Regions from separate parts of the Homo sapiens genome. Here all the other regions are linked to region 1. A link is an interaction called in ENCODE POLR2A ChIA-PET data of the cell type or tissue named here. Cell type or tissue: GM12878. All regions are shown on one strand.

Region 1 (8,000 bases):
GGTTTCTCTGTCACTGAATGCTCTACCCACAGAAGTGCAGTTGCACTTAAACTGATGTTAGAAAGAAATCATATTTCCTAAACCTAATGCTGTTTAAGTGAAACACATAGTTTTCTTACAGTAAATTTCTTACAGTAAAAATTCAGATTTTGTATTGTTGGTGTATCTTTTTTTGTTGTTTTGAATAGATTTCCCTTCATATTTTTTTTTTATGTAGTTAGAAATGTTTTTCCTAGGACATCTCGTCCTCAGTCAAGTACCAGTGTTAATAGCCTAGTACCTGGGGTCCCAGAGTTGATGCCATGTTGAGACCAGTTGAGTTTACTATTCCAAATGACTGAGAGCCAGAATATGACGTAGGGTCTTGCCAGGAGGGCAAGGTGGGAACTATAGACTTAGGCATTGGATTGCCACGTCCCTTTCCTTTTGCTGTTCAAATGCTTAGCAGACCTAAATGCCTAGGAGCCTTTGTGGAAGAAGAAATATAACTGAGTCAGTTCAGGTTTTCCTCCCTTCAGGGGGGGAAATCCTGTTGAAGAATTATGGCTTGAGGGGGAAGAGAATTTAGTGTCGTTTTCAGGACGGCTGATTTTTTTTTTTTTTTTTTTTTTAAACAGTATTGGGGAAAGTTCTGGGACTGGTCTAATGGCTCTGAGTGGACCCTGAGTCTTCCCCATTTTCAGTCATGATGTGCTGCCTGAGCCACATCCTCCACAATAGGTTTGATCCTCTGCAGAGGAAGCAAGCAGATACCCTAGGCATCCATCACACCCCCTAACCCTGCTGTGTTACTGGCACTGGGCTGTGGCCTCCAATCCCTTTCTTCGTCTCCTTTCATCATACTTTCCCTTCGTGCCACATAAATGTAGGGTGGGGTTGCATCATATGCATGTTTGGCCTGGGCAAATCCAAACATATATTCAGTCAAAATCTGTGTCGATTTCTCAAAATTAAAAACGCTAGGGTTATATTTTATAGATAAGCATATTATATTTTTCCACAGTGGTGTTTTATCCATTATATGTAACACTGATCAGGGAGGTCTGCACAAAAAAAAAAAATGCTTTAAGAGAGTTTTAGGGGATACTCAAGAGTGATTTTGACTAGATTCAGTTTTCGCCTTGGGCTCTAACTTTAGAAGTAACCCCTGAGTAAGATGTCATTCCACTGTAATGAGATTTCTTAAAATTCCAAACCTACGTATTAGTATGAGTGAATACAGGATGTTCCTTCTGCATGGTGAGGATATAGAACATGTGTACCAGATTATGGACTCTGCTTCTGGTGTGGGTAGTAGGTGGAGGGTAGCCAGGAGGGCTTGGGGTGGGTCATCACCTCACAATTTTGAGATGGGGTTTTATTTTGCAGATTCATGCATTGATCACAGGCCCATTTGACACTCCTTATGAAGGGGGTTTCTTCCTGTTCGTGTTTCGGTGTCCGCCCGACTATCCCATCCACCCACCTCGGGTCAAACTGATGACAACGGGCAATAACACAGTGAGGTTTAACCCCAACTTCTACCGCAATGGGAAAGTCTGCTTGAGTATTCTAGGGTAAGAGGAGACTTTTAAGTAGCCAAGTCGGTTGTTAGCAGATAATTACTCTAGGTCAGCCTTTATCAACCGGAGTCCCTCATCTGAACTACAGAACACAGAAAATGATTGAGTGACTCTTCTCAAATCTCCTCAGGATGGTATGTGACTAGTATCATTCTAGATGCAGAGGGGAGAAGTTAATTTATTACAGTGGTAACCTTTGAGAAGTGGTTCTCTTAAGAGTGTGGCCCTGAGCATCTGGGAACTTGTAGCCGAGCAGTTTCTGGGGCCCTATCTTAGACCTACAAAAGAAACTCTGGGGTTGGGGCCAAAAATCTGGTTTTTTTGGTTGTTGTTTTTTGTTTGTTTTGAGACGGAGTCTTGCTCTGTCGCCAGGCTGGAGTGCAGTGGCACGATCTTGGCTCACTGCAACCTCTGCCTCCCAGATTCAAGCGATTCTCCTGCCTCAGTCTCCCAAGTAGCTGGGGCTACAGGCGTGCACCACCACACCTAGCTAATTTTTGTATCTTTAGTAGAGACGGAGTTTCACCATGTTGGCCAGGATGGTCTCGATCTCTTGACCTCATCATCCACTCACCTTGGCCTCCCAAAGTGCTGGGATTAGAGGCATGAGCCACCGTGCCCGGCCCAGAAATCTGTTTTTTACAAGCTCTCCAGATGATTGTGGTGCATACTGCAGTTTCAGAACCACTCTCTTGGGGTGTTAAGGCCTTATTTTCTCTCCTGAACAGGTTGAGAAAGGCTGCAGGTCTGTGCCATTCAAGATTTGGGGTGTCTTAATTTGAGTCTTGCAATAAGTTGCTTTGAAGGCAGTGGCGGTGGTGGTGGTGGTGATCATTATGGTTTCATTTTTGTTTTGTTTTGTTTGTTTTTGTTTTGTTTTGTTTTGTTGGTAGAGGCAGGTATCTCACTATGTTGCCCAGGCTGGTCTTGAATTCTTGTCCTCAAGCAGTCGTCCTCTTGTGGCTCCCAAAGCACTGGGGTTACAGGCATGAGCCTCCATGCCTGACCTGATTATAATATTTTAATAATGACAAATGTCTGAGATTGGAAATCACATTAGATATGAAATGAGTTTCTAGTGCATCTTCTTTCTGGATGCTTCTGAGGTTTTGCTTCATAGAGTTCCCATTTTAGTTGCCTTTGGGGGCTGAAAACTCAGTGTGGACATCTTCTCGCATATTTTGGATTGGTGTTTTTATAGTGGTCTGAACTTCTCTGGGACAGAGAACACGTGCAGGTTGAAGTTGAGAAAGTACCCCCAAACTGATTATTCTGTTTTCCTGCTATCCAACATGTTTCCAGGTTTGTGTGAGGGAAGAGCAGCATTTGAAATAAACTTAGAGACATGATTCATTTTTCTAGGACTTGCTCAGACCCAGGGATATGTTCTGCTGTGATTTTGGCAGTGAAGAAGTCTTTTAAAGGAGGTTGTCCTTAAAGAAGTACTTCATCTCGTTAGGGTACTTAATTAATTGTCTTTGCTGGTAGGCTAAAACCCATGATGATAAAGAAATTTAGTCGTTGCTTCTGTATGAAATTTGTTCGCGAAAGCGTGTCTCAAAGTAGGCTCTCCCTCATTGGGTCAATATAAAACTCTTTTGAGATACCAGCCACAGGACAGTGGGGTAAAAGTAGTAGAAGTGTGTTAGGTAGAAAAGGAGAAGCTGCCCTGAAATTGAAAATTTGCCATAAAGAATCACAGAGTAGAAAATTTCAGCCGGGTGCGGTGGCTCACACCTGTAATCCCAGCACTTTGGGAGGCCGAGGCGGGTGGATCACCTGAGGTCAGGAGTTCGAGACCAGCCTAGCCTGGCGAAACCCCGTCTCTACTAAAAATACAAAAATTAGCCAGGCATGGTGGCGCATGCCTCTAGTCCCAGCTACTCGGGAGGCTGAGGCACAAGAATTGCTTGAACCTGGGAGGCAGAGGTTGCAGTGAGCCAAGATCACGCCACTGCACTCCAGCCTGGGTGACAGAGGGAGACTTTGTCTCAAAAAAGAAAGAAAAGAAAATTCTTAGGTGTTCCTAGTTGACTGTATTAGCTTTATCAGCCATGTTTTTTTTTTCCTCTTTACCTAGAAAACAATGTTGGGCTGACTTACTGACAAAAGAAATTTAACGAGAGTTGACTCTGTTGTAAAGCTTCAGAGAGCAGTAGGTCTAGAGTTCCTGGGGGAGCAAAGCTGAAAAGATAGAGGCACTTAAGAGCAGTCCCCAGTGAAGTTACTATTAGGCATTACTGACTTGGGCTTTCCTCAAGTACAGCAGGGAAACAGAAGCAGGCAGTCAACTTGAACAAGCCAGTCCTGGCTTAGGTTGTGTTCGGCTTCCAGCTCCGGTGCCATCTCTTCAATTAATTGAGCTAAAAATAAATGTCATTAACATCCAAGCTGTCCCCTCCCCCTAATACTTGGTTGGGTTTATGAAAGAGAGGAGCAATTTTGGTATTTGACGTTTTCCATATATTATTTTCAGACCTTCCACTGTCTGGAAGCACCCCTTATTCTCTTCCTGTTCTTTGGAAGAGTTGTGTAGTCTTAAGAGAATTTGACACTCCTTGGGGGTTTGATACAGAACTGGATCCCCAATAGCCCCACCACATGGCCTCTAACCAGATGGCTTCAGTCACCTGTGTCCCTTTATGCTCAACTTCCCTCTCCCCTCACTAACTCCATCACCACCCATAAACAAGCTCTTTGAGATCCACGGAGATTAACATTTAGACAACTTTGGAGCTAATTGCTTACCTAATTTCTTTTGTTTTGATTGTCGTAACTGTTTCTAGTACAAAGAAAATCCCTTCAAAGTTACATAGCTTGCTATTACCTGTTCTTTTGCCCCCCCCCCTTGATTTGAGGATTAGGCAATTGACTGATTTCTGGTGAAATCAGAACATGAGCATGAGACAGAGGCTGGGAAATTCCAGAGTATTAATAGTGAAAGAGAAACTTATGGTGAGTCACTTATGGTGGTGTTGCCGGGCCCCAGGGTACTTGTTCCCTATTCTTTCTCTGCCTCACCCTCCATTCCTTCTGATGTGTTTACAGTACATGGACTGGACCTGCCTGGAGCCCAGCCCAGAGCATCTCCTCAGTGCTCATCTCTATCCAGTCCCTGATGACTGAGAACCCCTATCACAATGAGCCCGGCTTTGAACAGGTAAGGCCAGATGGGCCTGGCTCTGGGGTGTAGACTATTGTTTTTGTTTGTTTGGTTGGTTGGTTTTTTTGTTTTTTTTTTTTTTTGAGACAGAGTCTTCCTCTGTCACCTAGGCTGTAGTGCAGTGGTGCAATCTCAGCTTACTGCAACCTCCGCCTCCCGGGTTCAAGCCATTCTGTCTCAGCCTCCCAAGTAGCTGGGACTACAGGCGTGTACCACCATGCCTGGCTAATTTTTATATTTTTAGTAGAGATGGGGTTTCACCATATTGGCCAGGCTGGTCTCCAGCTCCTGACCTGGTGATCCGCCTGCCTCGGCCTCCCAGAGTGCTGGGATTACAGGCGTGAGCCACCGCGCCCAGCCAGAATAGTGTTTTAAGAGATCTGCTTGGGAGGTTTTTTTTGTTTTGTTTTGTTTTGTTTTGTTTTGGACCTAGCACAGCCCCATGTACTACATTTGTTGGTATAGGGAAAAAAAGGGAATTGACACGTGTTTTTTAGTAATGAAATTTTTTGCCGACCACTGTGGCTCACACCTGTAATCCCAGCACTTTGGGAGGCTGAGGCAGGCAGGTGGATCACCTGAGGTCAGGAGTTTGAGACCAGCCTGGCCAACCTGGTAAAACCCCATCTCTACTAAAAATTAACTGGTCAGAAGTTTGAGACCAGCCTGGCCAACATGGTGAAAACCTGTCTCTACTAAAAATAAAAGAAATTAGCTGGGTGTGATCACTTGAACCCTGGAGGCAGAGGTTGCAGTGAGCTGAGATCACGCCATTACACTCCAGCCTGGGTAAGGAGCGAAACTCGGTCCCCCCACCCCCAAAAAAATAATAATGGCCAGGCGCGGTGGCTCACACCTGTAATCCCAGCACTTTGGGAGGCCGAGGCGGGCAGATCACAAGGTCAGAAGTTTGAGATCATCCTGGCTAACACAGTGAAACCCAGTCTGTACTAAAAATACAAAAAATTAGCTGGGTGTGGTGGCAGGCGCCTGTAGTCCCAGCTACTCGGAGGCTGAGACAGGAGAATGGCGTGAACCCAGGTGGTGGAGCTTACAGTGAGCCAAGATTGGGCCATTGCATTCCAGCCTGAGCGACAGAGCGAGACACCGTCTTAAAAAAATAATAATAATAATGAATTTTTTTATTTGTGAGAGTTACAATAAGTATGTGACTTGGATTCCTTTATAGCATGGAAGTCAATGGACTCCTTTGGAAATTAATTCTGACCTGCTTTGGGGGTTGTGGCATCCAGTGGGTTCTATGTGCCTATATTCTCAGCATCCCCTAAAGTTGCTCTGTAGGGACTACTACCCAGCCAGCTGTTCTTCTGGGGTTATGAAGGACTGTTACCTGCAGAGTCAAAGGAGCTAGTCATTAGGAGTCCCGGGCAAGACTTTTTGAGTTAACAGTGCCAACGAGAAGGTGGAGAAAACTCACATTTTTCCAAGAGCATGCTCTGTGCTGGACACTACCAAGTTTTTATATATAATTTCTTGTTTAACCTTCATACTATGTGAGGTTAAATATGGTTATTCCCATTTTCAAGTGAAATAATGTTGCCTCAGAGAGGTTAATTAACTTTCACAAAGACACACAGATCAGGATAGGACCCCAGACTTACATTGGAGCCCAACTTCTCCCACTCTTCCGATGTGCCTTCCTGAATTACTCATGAGCACGGGAAAAAGTTCCAGTGATAGTCCCAAAAGAAAATGATTCCGGATAGGTGATTAGAACAGCTTAATTAATTTATTTATTTTTTGAGACAGAGTTTCACTATTGTTACCCAGGCTGGAGTGTAATGGCACAATCTCGGCTCACAGCAACTTCTGCCTCCCAGGTTCAAGTGATTCCTCTGCCTCAGCCTCCCGAGTAGCTGGGATTACGGGCACGCACCACCACACCTGGCTAATTTTTTGTATTTTTAGTAGAGAAGGGGTTTCACCATCTTGGCCAGGCTGGTTTCGAATTTCGGACCTCAGGTGATCCACTCGCCTTGGCCTCTGAAAGTGCTGGGATTACAGGCGTGAGCAACCATGCCTGGCCAACTTAATTTATTTTTAAACTATTACATATGACACCAACTTTGATTCTTCCTCTATAGACCTGAACAAAGGATAATAAAATGCCTTTCAAAAATGAAAAATAAAAATTTTTTTTGAGACAGAGTCTCACTCCATCACTCAGGCTGGAGTGCAGTGGTGTGATCTCGGCTCACTGCAGCCTCCACCTCCCAGGGTCAAGCAATTCTCCTGCCTCAGCCTCCTGAGTAGCTGGGACTACAGGCGCACACCACCACGCCTGGCTAATTTTTGTATTTTTAGTAGAGGTGGCGTTTCACCATGTTGGCCAGCTGGTCTTGAACTCCTGACCTTAGGTGATCAGCCTGCCTCGGCCTCACAAAGTGGTAGGATCACAGGTGTGAGCCACAGAGTCTGGCCTCAAAAGTTAACAAAAATTATTTCCTAACCCATCCTTTCTCCAAACATTCATTTCAGGAGGAGAGTCTAATTGAAATAGACCTCATTAGCAGGAGCTGATTTTTAGGTCTTGTCTTTTTTTTTTTTTTTTTGGAGGCAGACTCTCACTCTGTCACCCAGGCTGGAGTGCAGTGGTGTGATCTCAGCTCACTGCAACCTCTGCCTCCCAGGTTCAAGCGATTCTAGTACCTCAGCCTCCCAAGTAGCTGGGATTACAGGCACACACCATGACGCCTGGCTAATTTTTGTATTTGTAGTAGAGATGGGGTTTCGCCCTGTTGGCCAGGCTTGTCTTGAACATATGGCCTCAAGCAGTCTGCCCACGTCCGCCTCCCAAAGTGCTGGGATTACAGGTGTGAGCCACCATGCCCAGCCTTGTGTTTTTTATTTTTTACTTCCAGAATGACTTGCAGTTGTTTTTATTTTATTTATTTATTTATTTTTTATTTATTTACAGGCACACACCACCACACCCAGCTGATTTTTGTATTTTTAGTAGAGACGGGGTTTCACTGTTTTGGCCAGGCTGGTCTCCACCTCCTGACCTTATGATCCACCTGCCTCGGCCTCCCAAAGTGCTGGGATTACAGGTGTGAGCTACCGCGCCTGGCCCATCAGCTATTTTTATCAGAGGCCAGGGCTCTAATTGACTGGGGTTGGTGGTAAGAGGAGAAGAGCACAGGAAAAATTAAAGGAGTAGAGGCCATACTCCCCTTCTATTCACACCATAGTGAGACCCTGTTTATATTGGCTTTCTAGACCAAAGTTGAAGTTTATCTTTCGAAGCTTCTGAT
Region 2 (8,000 bases), 1.3 Mb after region 1:
ATCGTGCCACGGCACTCCAGCCTGGGCGACAGAGTGAAACTCTTTCCCCCAAAAAAGAAAAGCCTGTTGTGACACAGGGGAATGGGACCTGCTGCCACTCTGGGGGAAAGGGCTTGAGAAGCAACTTAAGAGACTCCCAGTATCAGTATGAGTCAGACACCTGCGGTCCAGGCCAGGCTCTGCCACACAATTACTCTGTCACCCTTCTTTCTGGCTTCAGATGCTCCACCTGCAAGATCACGAGGTTGGACTAGCTGGTGTCTATGAGTGCTTCCAATTCTGCCAGCCCTTTCCAAATCCTTCCTCTCTTATTTTGGCCTGGTTTCCCCTACTCATGGCCTTACCCCTCCTATGTGCCCCCAGCCCTCTTCCTCTCCCAATACCCTGAACCCTAGATTCCAGGAGGCAGATGTGAAATAAGTTATGTTCCTTTTATTCCCACTGCACTGAGCCAATGGCGGTCTTGGCACCCCTGACTGCTTGCCTGGCCTGCCTCATTAATTGCAGTGGCACTTGGCCACCCTTCGAACCCCCTTGATAAGCCGCTTGTGCCCCTGTTTGGAGCCCAGTAGTGACCTGTGCTGTCCAAAGGGGCGCTGCCCAGAGCGCCACCTCTGCTGTCGTTGCCTCTTGACCTTGAGCTTGGACTTGGAGGCCTGCTTCTTGCCCAGGGTGAAGGAGCCTGAGGCCCCCCTGCCGGTCACCTGCTGAGCCCTTGTCCACCAGCCCCTTGAGCACACGCTTGAAGTGATAGGCATTTCGGGCCATGTCGTAGCCCGTGGTGGAAACAGCCTTCTTCAGGGTGGCCAGGGACACATACTTGCAGGTCCCCTTGTCCGCCACAGCCCTCAGGATCACCTTGGACGTGCTGGGCTTCTGGCAGGGTTTGGCACAGGTGCGTTGCCCAGTCGCTGTCTTGCTAGGGACACGCTGCCCTGCTGGCCTCCACCCATGGCAGTATTTGAGTTCAACAGCACTGATGGAGACAGTGGCGAAGTGCCTTTCTGCTTCTCTCCCTGGGGTAGGTGAAGTGTCTTGGGTGCAAGGACCTCCAGGGCGGCTGGAAGTCTCCACTGGGCTGCCCCTCACAGGATGGCTGAGGTGTGTCCCGGTTCCTGGTCCTCGCTGAGGCTTCCTCTTGAGCTCCGGCCCTCACCTTTACCTGTGTGGCCAGAAAGAGGATCAAGGACGGTCACCCACGGCTGGCCTCCACAGACTTGTGCTCTTGGTGCAGGGGTTGGTGAGGTTATCTCTGTGGTGACCTCAGAGGCTACCAGAATTCTGTGTGGGTCACAGTGGCCCCATTGTTTCCTCCGGGGAGGGGTGGACCGGAGATGCCAGATGGTGGAGGCATGTAACATGCCAGGTGTCCTGGGGAGGAGGGCTGCGCTTGTGGGCCAGACAGCGGGCCTGCACGGTGCGTGCACATATGCATGTGTGTGTGCACATGCCTGGGCGGATTTTATTTTTTAAAAAATTTTTAGAGAGAGGGTCTCACTTTGTCACCCAAGCTGGAGCACAGTGGCATAATCATAGCTCACTGCAACCTCAGACTCCCTGGGCTCAAGCGATCCTCCCATCTCAGCTTCCTGAGTAGCTGGGACTAAAGCTACTGCACCTGGCCTGGCCCCCAGTTTTAAACTCACCATTTTGATCCCACCATCTTGACCCACTGGGTTTTTGAGCCACTGGGTTGAAGAATACAAGCTTTGCAGGCATCAGGGTTATACCAACATTTATGAATTTTTATGGGGAATATAGTTTCCAAAGTGAACAGAGATGTACGCTAAGTTGACTTACGCTAAGTTGACTTAATTCCTCAAGCAACTTTCTATACAAAGCAGTTAAAAGGCTTTGCTTTTATTTTCTGTTTTCAATTTTATAGAATTTTTCCCCATGGGGATCAGTGATTTTTCATGTACATTTCACTAGGAAGATTTTATTCCTCAATTTTTTTGGACTGAACCAAATTTAAACACTAACATCTACTGGCACTGGGGATATTCTCTTGTGACCAGTATTTCCTCCACATCCAGCCTTCCCCGGGTCAACTCTGTAGCTCTGATGTTGTCAGAAAAATCTGCTGCCTCAGTCAATGTGAAATCAATAACCGTTTTACCATGTGCAACGTTAGCCTTGGCTGGTTTGGATTTCACGTTGATGTATTTCTACAAAATCCAATTTTTCACTTGTTCAATGTCTGCCACTTTTCAGATTATCCACAAGTTATGATTCTGCTGCCTGCTTTTCACCTAGATCAGATTTCAGCGGTCACAGAGTCCTCCAGGCCCCACGACCCTCTCCTGGGGATTTCTGTGCCAGAGGCAGTGCTTTCGGGACTGTGTGTTGGTGGTGGAGTGGGTGTGGGTGAGACCTAGGCCACGTGTGTGTGTGTCTGTGCGTGTGCCTGAGTGTGTAGGAATGCCTGCCGTTTGTCTGTCTGCCCAAGTGCTGATGTGGAAGGACCGTGGGGAAGCCACTGCGGGGTCTGGCCTCTGCTCTTGCTCTAGAAAAACATCCCCAGCACATTTTTCCACCTGTGTGTTGCCAGAGTAATGAGGTCCAGATGTGGGGCTGGGAATAAGGAGGGGGCCCACTGACTGAGGCCTTCCTCTGCCAGGGCCTCACCTGCCCAGCTGTCTCTATCTCAGCATCCACACACTGGTTGCTTTCTTTCCCCTCAGTCTCCCCTTGCCTGGGAATAGAAAATTGGGTTTCGGACAACTCAGCTCACTGAATTCCAGACTCAAGAGCTCATCTTGACCCTCCCCTGGCCTTAGATGGTGACTCCACCTCTTCCTGCTGGCCTCCCCGCAGGAGGAGCATGGCCCATTCAGCGTGAAGCTAGGTCTTTTCTGCAGTCTAAACTGTCAGGCTCTAACCGGAGTCTGTGTCCACTAATTGGGACCTGAACATGGGTGGGGATCACTTCTCCTCCCTCATCTCATCAGTAACCAAGTGGCAAGTGGGGTCGCTTCAGCCCTGCCTGGGGCCCCAGCTCCTCTAAGAAAACCAATTCTTGGCTGGGTGCAGTGGCTCATGCCTGTAATCCCAGCACTTTGGGAGGCAGAGGCAGGAGGGTCCCTTGAGGCCAGGAGTTCAAGACCAGCCTGAACAACATAGTAAGACACCTGTCTCTACAAAAAAAATTTTAAATTAGCCGAGCATGGTGGCTTGCACTTATAGTCCCAGTTACTCAGGAGGCTGAGGCAGGAGTATCGCTTGAGCCCAGGAGGTAGAGGCTGCAGTGAGCTACGATTGTGCCACTGCACTGAAGTTGGCGACAAAGTGAGACCCCATCTCTTAAAAATAAATAAATAATATAAAAACATAATATAAAGCTCAGCAAACACTGGCTTCTGGAAGAATATGGCCCCTGTGGATGTCTATTCATGTCTCCATATCTTGTGAGCGCTTATCACGTGGTGGGCACTGTTGTAAACACTCAGCCACATTTTCTCTTTCAATCTTCACAGCAGTCCTAGGAGGTAGGTTTTGGTTTTTTTTTTTAAATAGAGATGGGGTTTCACCATGTTGGTCAGGCTGGCCTTGAACTCTTGGCCTCAAGTGATCCACCCGCTTCGGCCTCCCGAAGTGCTGGGATTACAGGTGTGAGCCACTGCGCCCGGCCTGGTGGTAGGTGTTATTATCTCCATTTGGCCGTTGAGCAAACTAAGGCATGGAGTGGTTAAGCAACTTGCCCAAGACACACAGCCTTGAACCCAGGCTGTCTACACCCACAGCCTATGTCTTGACCACTGGGCACTGAGCAGGCACCATAGAGCTTTCTTTTTTTTGTTTTTTTTCTTCTTTTTTTTACTTTGAGATGGAGTCTCTTGCGATCTCAGCTCACTGCAACCTCCGCCTCCCAGGTTCAAGTGAATCTCCTGCCTCAGCCTCCTGAGTAGCTGGGATTACAGGTGCCCACCACCACACCTGGCTAATTTTTATTTTTATTTTTTGTAGAAACAGGGTTTCACCGTGTTGGCCAGGCTGGTCTCGAACTCCTGACCTCAAGTGATCTGCCTGCCTTGGCCTCCCAAAGTGCTGGGATTATAGGCATGAGCCACCACGCCCGGCCCCATAGAGCTTTCTGTTTGTTTTCTGCCCCTGCATCATGTGTCTGAGTCTCTCCCCACATAAGTGGTGGGGAGGACCGCAGGGTGGCTCAGAGGCAGTTCCAGGCTGTACTCCAGGGCAGCTGACTCCCAGAGCTGATGACTCCCCACCTGTGCCTCCAGCATCCAGATGGTCCACCACTGCACCATCCACGGGAACACAGAGGAGCTGCGGCAGATGGCGGCCAGCCGCGAGGTGCCCCGGCCACTCTCCACCCTGCCCATGTTCAATGTGCACACAGGTGAGCGGCTGCCTCCCCGCGTGGACAGCGCCCAGGTGCCCCTCATTCTGGACCAGCACTGACAGCCTAGCCAGGTAGGTCTGGTGGGTGATGCCAGCCTTATTTCTGGGAACAAGATGGCCTTTATCACAAGGCTGGGGCAAATGGTGGGGTCTGGGAGAGGTCAGGGGAAGAGGCACATAGACTTGTCTGCCCCTCTGAGGCCGCTGCTGGGGGTCCTCACCAGTGCCAGGGCTATGACCCCAATGCCAAGCACTCGCAGTTGGAGTGTCAGGGTGGGGAAGTCAGGAGAACCAGCATCTGGCCCTCTCAGCCCTCCACTCTCTCTTCCCACAGTGGTTCCAGGTCCAGCCCTGACTTCATCCTCCCTTCTCTGTCCACACCACGAGTGGCACATCCCACCTGCTGATTCCAGCTCCTGGCCCTCCTGGAACCCAGGCTCTAAACAAGCAGGGAGAGGGGGTGGGGTGGGGTGAGAGTGTGTGGAGTAAGGACATTCAGAATAAATATCTGCTGCTCTGCTCACCAATTGCTGCTGGCAGCCTCTCCCGTCCTCACTGGCTCTGTTTCCCTTTGTGCTTTCTGGGAGGCCCCATAGGCAGCCAGTGCCTGCCGGCCTGCCCTTTGGACTCTTGGCATTTTGCTGTTTTCTCAAATTCTCTGGAAGAAAGAGGGAAGGACCTGCTATCTGTAGCCCTCCCACGAACCTGGTAGTGAGGTATGCCTGGATCACTATCCCCATTTCACAGACAAGGAAACAGAGACCAAGGGAGAGTCAGTGACTTACCCAAGGCTACAGAACAAGCAAGTGGCAAAGCTTGAATTTGACCCTGGCACTTCTGCCTCCACCCTGCCTTCTACAGGGTTGAGGGGTTCTGGAAGCAGGAAATCCAGACCCTTACCTGTAGATTTCTTTGGCACCTCAAGATTCCCTGGAAGGAGAGTCCCTCTGTCTGTTGTGTTTGGAGAGAAGCCAATCTAGATATGGAGAGCGAGGCCGGGCGTGGTGGCTTACACCTGTAATCCCAGCACTTTGGGAGGCCAAAACAGGCAGATCACTTGAGGTCAGTAGTTCGAGACCAGCCTGGCCAACATAGTGAAACCCCATCTCTACTAAAAATACAAAAATTAGCCAGGCATGGTGGCACGTACCTGTAATCCCTGCTACTCGGGAGGCTGAGGCAGGAGAATCACTTGAACCCAGGAGGTGGAGTTGCAGTGAGCCGAGATCACACCACTGCATTCCAGCCTGGGTGACAGAGCAAAACTCTGTCTCAAAAAAAAAAAAAAAAAAAAAAAGATATGGAAAGAGGGAGGTTGGAATGCGGGTCCCGGAATGCCCTAGGCTCAAGGACTACCCCCCGCCTTGCTGAGCTCCTCCAGAGATGGGCAGGGGTGCAGAGGACACAGCACAGCCTGGGACCCTTGTTGGACTGAGTGGTGCTAGCACAGCTTGACCCCACACGAGCTCAGAAGAGCTCAGCTGGCCATGAGAAGGCCTGAGCTTGTTTTTCCCAGGTGGACACAACCAAATGGGGCCGATTCTGCCCCGATCACTGCCATCTGGCCATGTCCAGGCTCATATACTCCCACTCCCACGTGAGGACAGGCCAGGGACTCAGCCCGAGAGGGGCCCGGCTAAAAGAGGGATAGCTGGCAAGGCCCTCCCCTAGTGGCAACTCCGAGAGAACACAGACAAGGGCTGGCATCACCACTCCAGCCTCCTTCTCCTTTTCCTCTGCTGGGAGGCCCTGGCTCCCACATCCACACAACTAGCCCCTCACTGCAGGTTCTGTCTTTGCCCAAAGGGCACCTCCTCAGAGAGGCCTTCCCTGTCCCCGCTGTGGTCCCACTGCGGTCCCACTGCCTGCCCTGCGAGGCCTTCCTGCTCTCTGAGAGGATTCGCGCTGTCTCGGCTCACATATTCCGAGTCCTCTTCCGCACTAGAACATACGATTCTTTCAGCCTGCAGCAGGTGCAGTGCCTGCACACAGTGAGTGCTCAGGAAGGATGTTCTGAAGGAAGGCATGAAGGGATACCATGTGTCTGGGTTTGCTCAGCGTTCTTTCTTTTAGAGCCAGGGTCTCACTACATTGCCCACGCTGGTCCCGAACTCCTGGCCTCAAGTGGTCCTCTTGCCTCAGCCTCCTGAGTAGCTGGGATGACCGCTGTGAGCTACCGTTCCTGTGCTCAGTGTTCTTAAGGAGGTTGCTCCCCTTCTCAGGGCACAGGGGTTGAGCAAGGCCATGGCTAAAGCTTCTTCCATTATCTCCTGAGCCTCCCTGTACCCATTAGTTAGTCAATCAACTCATCAAACACTGGTTTCGTGAGCATCTGCTGAGGCAGGCTGAGGTGTAGTGTACGTGCTTAATAATTGCCTGTTGAATGACTAGCTCTTTAGGTGCCCACGCCATAACCAAACGGGTTCTTTGACTAGCGGGTGCCTCTGGCTTCTCCTTGGCTATTTCTTTCTTTCTCCTGAAGGAAACCAGGAGTTGCGCAGACCGGAGGCTCCAGCAGCCAGCCTGCTGCCTGGGGTGGCTCCTTGATCCCTGCTCCCTTGAGGAGGAGGCTGCCCACCCCTCATCTCTGGGCTCGCCCCCTGCAGCCAGGCAGCTCTTGGGCCTCCTGTGCTCTTCCTGTGCTGGCCAGGGCTGGGAGAGTGCAAGGCCAGCTCCTCACTTCCCGGCTTTGCCTTGGGGTCTTGGCAGCGCCTTTCTCTCTGCTCAGCTCCAAAGAGCACACGGGAGCCTGGCTGCCGGCCTGAGAGGAAGCGGCCCAGACAAGTAGCTGGGAGGATGGCGTGCCTGCAGAAGACGCTGAGCCCTGCCTGGGCACACACGTCCAGAGGCCCCCGGCAGCATGCCGGGAGGGCACAGACATACTTAGCGCCTCCCCACTGGGCAACAGCCCCTCCCTGGCGTGCAAGATTCCAGCCAGCAGTCAAGCTCCACCCCCCACAGCCCAGGACAAAGAAGGGCAGCCGCCCCCACCGCCACCTCCACCGGGAGACTTGGCCCAGCTGCACACTCTGCTCCACCCCTGTCTCCTCCAGTCCCATGATGGCATTGCCCCTGTTACCCAGTGGGTGGCCTCCACCTTCCTTCTAAACACAGCACCCACACGTGGCCTGACGCTCAGACATTCCCTCACCACCTCTCTATCAGCCAGACCTGGTGACTCAAGTCGCCACCTAGGGCCGGCCTCAGCCCCCTGCTGCACGCTGCCCCGGAGCAGGACTGGAATCATGATCCTGCCACACAACAGCTGGCTCAGCCAGCTGAGGGTTAGTTTACTCATAAGATGATCATCATAACCGCCTTGGGGCTGTTGTGAGAATTTGTGGGAACTGGACACTCTGGCAGCTCCCAAGGATGGACACATTATTGCATGCAAGCACACACAATCCCACAAGGCCAGAGGTCCCTGGGGTCTCCCTGGCCCCTAAGATTCAGGCTAAATGAACTCCATTTCCACCTGCACCTTGTAAAAAGTTCAATCTCTCCCTGTGAATTGGGAGTGGAAGCCTAAATTTGTATGATCTTTGGTACGGAACTGCTGCCTAGAGCTGCACCATCCAGTACAGCAGCCTCAGGCCATGTGGCTACTGAGCACTTAAGATGTGGCTAGTCCAAACTGA
Region 3 (8,000 bases), 250 kb before region 1:
TATTTATTTTTTTTTTTCGAGACAGAGTCTCACACTGTTGCCCAGGCTGGAGTGCAGTGGCGTGATCTCGGATCACTGCAAGCTCAGCCTCCTGGGTTCATGCCATTCTCCTGCCTCAGCCTCCCGAGTAGCTGGGACTACAGGCACCTGCCGCCACATCCGGCTATTTTTTTTGTATTTTTAGTAGAGACGGGGTTTCACCATGTTGGCCAGGATGGTCTCGATCTCTTGACCTCATGATCCACCCACCTCGGCCTCCCAAAGTGCTGGGATTACAGGCGTGAGCCACCGCGCCCGGCCTCAAGACCCTGTCTTTTTAAAAAATTAATTTCCTCTGAGAAGGATGTCATATATCTAACATCATACTTGTGTTTCTGGAGAGAGTTGGATGCAGTTAAGGTTTTTGTTTGCAAAGATCGTGTGCAATGGCAGGTCTGTTGGGGGTCCCATGGGTAGTTAGTATATTGTGTCCATGCAATGGTAAAGACAAGCTGGCTGAAACGGGAACTTAAGAGAACATATTAGCCCAAATATATGATAGCAAAGTATTTGCCAGTTGCTGATTGGAGGGAGGCAGTAATTTTAGTAGTATAGAAGCTGGCCTGTTTTTTACTCACAACACTTCTGACACTAAATGTATGGGTTTTTTCCCCTATACCAACTGATATGGTTTGACTGTGTTCCCACCCAAATCTCATCTTGAATTGTAACTCCCACAATTCCTACATGTCGTGGGAGGAACCCAGTGGGAAGTAATTGAAACATGAGGGTGGGTCTTTCCTGTGCTATTCTCATGATAGTGGATAAGTCTCACAAGATCTGATGGTTTTAAAAACGGGAGTTTCCCTGCACAAGCTCTCTTTCTCTTGCCTGCTGCCATCCATGTAAGATGTGATTTGTTCCTCCTTGCCTTCTGCCATGATCGTGAGGCCTCCCCAGCCATTTGGAATTGTAAGTCCATTATACCTCTTTTCTTCCCAGTCTCGGGTATATCTTTATCAGCAGCCTGAAAACGACCTAATACACCAACCAATTCTCCAACTCTCTGAAAACCAACTGGGTGTCCAGCAATTCAGTTTCATTCTGACACTATCTACCTGGAGTTCACATCAGTTCCCACGAGATTGCCCCATCTTTAGAGACCAGTCACAAGTCCCAGGCCTCCTGTACTTCTGACTGGCCAGTTAAAAATCGGGTGTTCTCATGACCCCCTCCTCAGTTTCCATAATTTACTGGAATAGCTCACAGAACTCGGGAAAATACTTTACTTACATTTACTGGCTTATTATAAAGGATGCAATTCAGGAACAGCCAGATGGAAGAGATGCCCAGGGAAGGGTATTGAGCGGGGGTGGAGGAGGGTACCCCCAGAGTTTCCATGCCCTGAGTGCTTCACTCTCCCGGGACCTCCACGTGTTTACAGAACCCTGTAGGGTAGAAGGGACTTATGGAGGTTTAATTACCTAGGCATGATTGATTAAATTATTGGCCATTGGTGACTGATTCAATCTCCAGCCCTCTCCCCGCCCCATAGGTCTGAGATGAGCCTGAAAGTTCCAAACTTTTAATGCCTTGGTCTTTCTGATCATCAGCCCCCATCTTGAAGCTATCTAGCACTCCCAGCTAATCATTTCATTAGCATGCAAAAGACACATATTAGCCTAAAGATTTCAAGGGTTTCAGGAGTGCCAGGAACTCTTAAGTGGAACTGCAGCATTATGATTGTGGTAATCCACCATCAGGCATCCTTCATTCATTCTAGGTTTAAGACCAGGACAATTTGGAGTGGAGAAAAACTGGGGACAATCACCCTTCTCTAAATAGGTCTTATATAATGGGTTTTGAGCTTATGGCTAGGTGCGGTGGCTCACATCTGTAATCCTAGCACTTTGGGAGGCTGAGGCATGTGGATTGCATGAGTCCAGGAGTTTGAGACCAGCCTGGAAAACATGGGAAAAAACCCATCTCTACAAACAAAAATACAAAAATTAGCCGAAACAAGTGGCGTGTGCCTGTAGTCCTAGCTACTAGGGAGGCTGAGGTGGCAGGATCACCTGAACCTGGGAAGGGGAAGCTGCAGTGAGCTGAGATTGCACCACTGCACTCCAGCCTGGGCCACAGAGTGAGACCCTGTCTCGAAAAGGTCCTAGTACATTTTATTTATTTATTTTTTATACAGAGTCACTCTCAGGATACCTAGTTTTATCTGTGTGAACAGTTTTAATAGGTTATGATAAAGGCTCAGGTTCTCATTTTGTTAAGCCAGTTGTAATTGCCAAAAACTTAATTTTGTTTTTGTTTAGTACTCACTAGGCCAGAGTACATGTCCATTGTGGAATATTTTAGGGCAACAGGCACTATGAATATGGGGAATTTAGGCAAATCAATAGTTCTTCTTCTTCTTTTCTTTTTTTTTTTTTTTTTTTTTTTTTTTTTGAGACAGAGTCTCGCTCTGTCGCCCAGGCTGGAGTGCAGTGCCATGATCTCGGCTCACTGCAACATCTGCCTCCTGGGTTCAAGCGATTCTCCTGCCTCAGCCTCCAGAGTAGCTGGGACTACAGGCGCGTGCCACCACACCTGGCTAATTTTTTTGTGTGTTATCCAGGCTGGTCTCGATCTCCTGACCTCGTGATCTGCCTGCCTCGGCATCCCAAAGAGCTTTTATTACAGGCATGAGCCACCGCGCCCAGCCTAGTTTTGTATTTTTTAGTAGAGATGGAGTTTCACCATATTGGCCAGGCTGGTCTCGAACTCCTGACCTCAGGTAATCCACCTGCCTTGGCCTCCCAAAGTGTTGGGATTATAGGCATGAGCCACCACGCCTGGCCTAAAGTTAATTTAGAACTTATGTTGTACAAGTGCAAAAGCCAACAAGACCCTCCCTTCCTTCTTTAAATATCTTTTTATTGTATAGTTTTTAGAGTAAATTTAAGATTTGCAACTGGGTTAAATCATGAACCTCTGTTAAGTTGTGTGTGTGTGTGTGTGTGTGTGTGTGTCTGGGGGGAGTTACTGGATGTACTTCAGGGGGAGGGAGCTTCTCTTCTCTGCTCATATTTACGTTTCTTCTTCTGGAGAGTCCCAAATCAGTACCCTCAGGGTTAGGGGCCACTTTCATGACAGCCATTTTCTTTTTTTTTTCTTTTTTTTTTTTTTTTGAGACGGAGTCTCGCTCTGTAGCCCAGGCTGGAGTGCAGTGGTGCGATCTCAGCTTACTGCAAGCTCCGCCTCCCGGGTTCACGCCATTCTCCTGCCTCAGCCTCCCGAGTAGGTGGGACTACAGGGGCCCGCTACGATGCCAGGCCAATTTTTTTTACTTTTAGTAGAGACGGGGTTTCACTGTGTTAGCCAGGATTATCTAGATCTCCTGACCTCGTGATCTGCCTGCCTTGGACTCCCAAAGTGCTGAGATTACAAGGCGTGAGCCACTGCACCTGGCCTTATGGCAGCCACTTTCATGGCAATTGTTATTTTATTTGATTTAGGGACTGTAGACTTAAGTTGGATTTTTATTTATTTTTTATTTTTTATTTTTTGGCAGTCTCGCTCTGTCTCCCAGGTTGGAGTGCAATGGTGTGATGTTGGCTCACTGCAGCCTCAAACTCATCAGCTCAAGTGATCCTACCACCTCATCCTCCAGAGTAGCTGGGACTATAGGCACCCAACACCACACCCAGCTGATTTTTGCATTTTTTGTAGAGATGGGGTTTTGCTGTGGTGCCCAGGCTAGTGGATTTTTTTTTTTTTTTTTGAGACAGGGTCTTACTCTGTTGCCCAGGCTGGAGTGCAGAGGCACAATCCCAGCTCAGTCCAACCTCTGCTACTAGGTTCAAGTGATTCTCACGCCTCAGCCTCCCCAGTAGCTGGGACTACACGCCCCCACCTCTGGCTAATTTTTGTATTTTTGGTAGAGATGGGGTTTTGCCATGTTGGCCAGGCTGGTCTCAAACTGCTGACCTCAAGTGATCTGCCCACCTCAGCCCCCCAAGTGTTGGGATTACAGGTACAGGCATGACTACTGCACCCAACCCCTGGATTTTTTTAATGACAAGGTCTTACTCTGTCACCCAGGCTGGAGTGCAGTGGCACAATCATGGCTCACTGCAGCCTCAAACTCCAGCAATCTTCTCACCTCAGCCCCCCAAGTAGCTGGGACTACAGGTACATGTCACCATACCTGGCTAATTTTAAAATTTTTTGTATAGATGAGGTTTTATTTGTTTGTTTGTTTTTTTGACAGAGTCACGCTCTGTTGCCAGGCTGGAGTACAGTGGCGCAATCTCAGCTCACTGCAACCTCCATCTCCCAGGTTCAAGCGATTCTCCTGCCTCAGCCTCTCGAGTAGCTGGGACTACAGGCACGCACCACCACACTCAGCTAATTTTTATGTTTTTAGTAGAGATGAGGTTTCACCATGTTGGCCAGCATGGTCTCAATCTCTTGACCTCGTGATCCGCCCGCCTCGGCCTCCCAAAGTGCTGGGATTACAGGCATGAGCCACCATGCCCGGCCTAGACGAGGTCTTACTATGTTTCCCAGGCTGATCTTGAACTCCTAGACTCCAGCAATTCTCCCACCTCAGCCTCCCAAAGCATTAAGATTACAGGCATGAACCACTGCACCCAGCCTTGAGTTGGATTTGAATGAATCCCTTGACAGTTTGATAAGGTGCAGCACTTAATCAAACCCAGCTTCTTTCTGGGTCTGTTTTATAGTTATCTGGTAGGGTGATGGTGGTGTCCTCTGACCCTTTAAGAGAGATGGAGTAAGGCATTCTGGCCTAGTTTTTATAAGGGTTCATGGCATGGAGTGCTATTGAGTGTTTTTATCTTTAATCCTGGTGACTGCGCTTCCTCACCGGAGCAACCACCAGATGGCCCTGTATGTTGCACAGAGTATCAGCCTTTCTCCTGCACACTCTATAGAACATAGGCTAATGCCTGGTTGGGACATACAACCAACAGTCACAAAATAATAAGTGTCATGCCCTTGAGCCTAGGATCGGCGATGGTTTATGCCAGAATCAAGACATACAATTCAATCTAAGATGCACAGATAGGTCCAGACGGGGCTCACATTTTAGGGCCACTTTAAGGACATCCTCAATTTCATATTTCTGTCTCAAAATGCCAATTATAGAAACTTTCAATTCAGGTCAGTTACATCTGTAACAGAGATTTAGTAGTCCTCAGCAAATGTGGAACAAAGCAGCACAGCTCGAAGTGTAAGCTTGCCAATAGGCAGCAGAATCAATAGCAAGCCAAAGTGAGAGGAGAGAGACCCCTGATGGTGGGTGGCTATCATCTAAGGTACGCTGTTCCCTGTGCCAGTTGTCTTGTGATTGCCCCACAGAGGAAGGGATCAAATCTCTACCCCAGATTTGGTTTAGACATCAAGATTGGTGATGCCACATACACACATACAGAGGGTTTGAAAAAGCTTATTACTCGTGTAATGAGGTTTTCTGTGCAGAACAGGGCAGGCTCTTAAGAAGGCCTAAAAACAGCTTGAGAACAAGGAGATGCAAGTGGCCCTGGGTTTTACTGTTAGGGAGTAAAGCTGGGGTGAGAGTTCTGATGCACAGGCCAGGGTTTTGTGGTTTGAATTTCCCTACTGGTGCAAGGGAGGAGAGTACCCTGGCATTAAGGGAGGAGAGTACCCTGGCATTATTATTCTTATCATTATTATTATTTTGGAGACAGAGTCTCACCCTGCTGCCCAGGCTGGAGTGCAGTGGTGCAATCTCGGTTCATTGCAACCTCTGCCTCCCAAATTCAAGCAATTCTCGTGCCTCAGCCTCCCAAGTTGCTGGGATTACTGGCATGCGCCACCATGCCCAGCTAATTTTGTATTTTCAGTAGAGATAGGGTTTTGCCATGTTGGCCAAGCTGGTCTCAAACTCCAGGCCTCAAGTGATCCGTCAACCTTGGCCTCCCAAAGTGCTGGGATTATAGGCGTGAGCCACCACGCCCAGCTTCTGCCTTTATTATTGGCTTGCCCAGGTTTTGGATAAAAGGGAAAGGAGGAGTGGGGGTGGGGGCTTGAAAACTCAGCAGTTGAACATCATGGAATCAACTAATTTATTACACTGGTCAATTATTTTGTAAAACTCGTCTCAATTTGAGTTTCATGTCTCTCATGACTAAACGTAAGCATACATTTTGGCATGAAAACCACAGAAGTGATGTTTACCTGTCTCAGTTCATGACATTATGAGGTACAGGATGCTAATAGGTGTCTCATGTTCATAGTTTAAAGATGGAAAAAATTTTAAGTTAATAGTTTTTATTTTAGTACTTTAAAGATGTTATTCCATTATCTTCCGGTGTACATAGTTTGTGACAAGAAGTCCACTGTATTTGTCTTCTTTGCCCTTCTAGGTAATGTGTTCATTTTTCTCTAGGTACTCTAAGATTTTCCTTATTAATTTTTCTATTTATTTATTTATTTATTTATTTATTTATTTTTAGATGGAATCTCATTCTGTTGCCCAGGCTGGAGTGCAGTGGTGTGATCTTGGCTCACTGCAACCTCCACCTCCTGAGTTCAAGCAATTTTCCTGTCTCAGCCTCCCGAGTAGCTGGGATTACAGGCATGTGCCACCATGCTTGGGTAATTTTTGTATTTTTTTTTTAGACAGAGTTTCATTCTTGTCACCCAGATTGGAGTGCAATGGTGCAATCTCAGCTCACTGCAACCTCCACGGTTCAAGCGATTCTCCAGCCTTAGCTTCCCGAGTAGGTGGGATTATAGGCACCTGCGCCACCACGCCCGGCTAATCTGTGTATTTTTAGTAGAGAAGGGGTTTCACTATGTTGGCCAAGCTGGTCTCGAACTCCTGACCTCAAATGATCCACCCACCTCAGCCTCCCAAAGTGCTGGCATTACAGGCGTGAGCCACCTCACCCAGCCTAATTTTTGTATTTTTAATGGAGATGGGGTTTTGCCATGTTGGCCAGGCTGGTCTCAAACTCCTGACCTGATGTAATCCGCCTGCCTCGGCCTCCTACAGTGCTGAAATTAGAGGCATGGGCTACCATGCCCAGCCTATTTTATTTATTTTTACTTACTTATTTTTTTTAGACAGAGTCTCACTCTGTTGCCCAAGCTGGAGTGCAGTGCAGTGGTGCAATCTTAGCTCACTTCAACCTCCGCCTCCCAGGTTCAAGCAATTCTCCTGCCTCAGCCTCCCCAGTAGCTGGGACTGCAGGCGTGCACCACTACGCCTGACTACTTTTTGTATTTTTAGTAGAGACAAGGTTTTGCTATGTTGGCCGGGCTGCTCTGCTCTTGAATTCCTGTTCTCAAGTGATCCACCTACTTCGGCCTCCCAAAATGCTGGGATTACAGGCATGAGCCACACGCCCAGCCAACCTTTTCAATAATTTGATTATGATGTGTCTTGGTTTTGATATTATCTTATAAGACATTGGTGCTCTGTTATTTTTGTGGATTTTCTGTGCTTTATTTTCAATAGTTTTTATTGCTATATTTTCAAGTTCACCAATCTTTTCTTATGCAGTGCTTCTGCAGTGTATAATCTGCTGTTAATTCCTCCTGTGCATCTTTCATTTTTAGATCATAAACTTTTCATCTCTTGAAGTTCCATTTTGGGTCCTTTAAAAATATATTTCTTTTCTCTCTTCATCATATTTATGTTTTTCTTTATATCCTTGGGCATAATTTATGAGATTTATAATGGCTATTTTAAGGTCCTCACCTACTAATTTCATCATCTCTGAATATTGTGGTCTGTTTCTATTGCTTTAGTTATCTACTGGTTATGGGTAATTTTTTCCTATTTATTTGACTACCTGGCAATTTTTTATTGGATGCTGAATATTGTGTATTTTGGGTTGTTGGGTGCAAGACATTGTTATATTCTTTTAAAGAGTACTAGAGAAAAATACAAAAATTAGCTGGGCATGGTGGCTCATGTCTGTGGTCCCAGCTACTTGGGAAGCAGAGGTTGCAGTGAGCCGAGATCATGCCACTGCACT

The links. ChIA-PET counts read pairs that join two places held together with the same protein. Peaks named below come from ENCODE experiments on the same cell type or tissue, not always from the same donor. Only the 100,000 strongest peaks of a DNase experiment are listed, where the experiment ranks them.
Region 2: POLR2A ChIA-PET joins it to region 1 with 6 read pairs; 2 of 35 experiments call an interaction of 5 or more read pairs at or near these places.
Region 3: POLR2A ChIA-PET joins it to region 1 with 9 read pairs; 4 of 35 experiments call an interaction of 5 or more read pairs at or near these places.

What each region holds. Positions count from the first base shown.
Region 1 is chr17:48,911,466-48,919,465 of GRCh38, forward strand. UBE2Z (ubiquitin conjugating enzyme E2 Z) reads left to right here. Exons shown (of 7, transcript NM_023079.5): 3 at 1,369-1,556; 4 at 4,611-4,722. Among named protein-coding and RNA genes, the nearest start is that of UBE2Z, 7.1 kb to the left of the region's middle. RefSeq lists an enhancer at 4,358-4,697. In GM12878, no CTCF peak of the experiment used is centred here; DNase peaks (open chromatin) are centred at 3,834 and 4,516; H3K4me3 peaks cover 4,423 bases; H3K27ac peaks cover 3,533 bases.
Region 2 is chr17:50,171,016-50,179,015 of GRCh38, forward strand. SGCA (sarcoglycan alpha) reads left to right here. Exons shown (of 10, transcript NM_000023.4): 9 at 4,242-4,434; 10 at 4,697-4,913. The coding sequence ends at 4,422. It also overlaps the pseudogene H1-9P. Among named protein-coding and RNA genes, the nearest start is that of SGCA, 9.0 kb to the left of the region's middle. RefSeq lists enhancers at 3,838-4,439, 4,733-5,027. In GM12878, a CTCF peak has its summit at 7,553 (motif pointing left); a DNase peak (open chromatin) is centred at 186.
Region 3 is chr17:48,658,456-48,666,455 of GRCh38, forward strand. All of the region lies in intron 3 of LINC02086 (long intergenic non-protein coding RNA 2086), which reads left to right. Among named protein-coding and RNA genes, the nearest start is that of LINC03057, 16 kb to the left of the region's middle. In GM12878, a CTCF peak has its summit at 5,280; no DNase peak of the experiment used is centred here.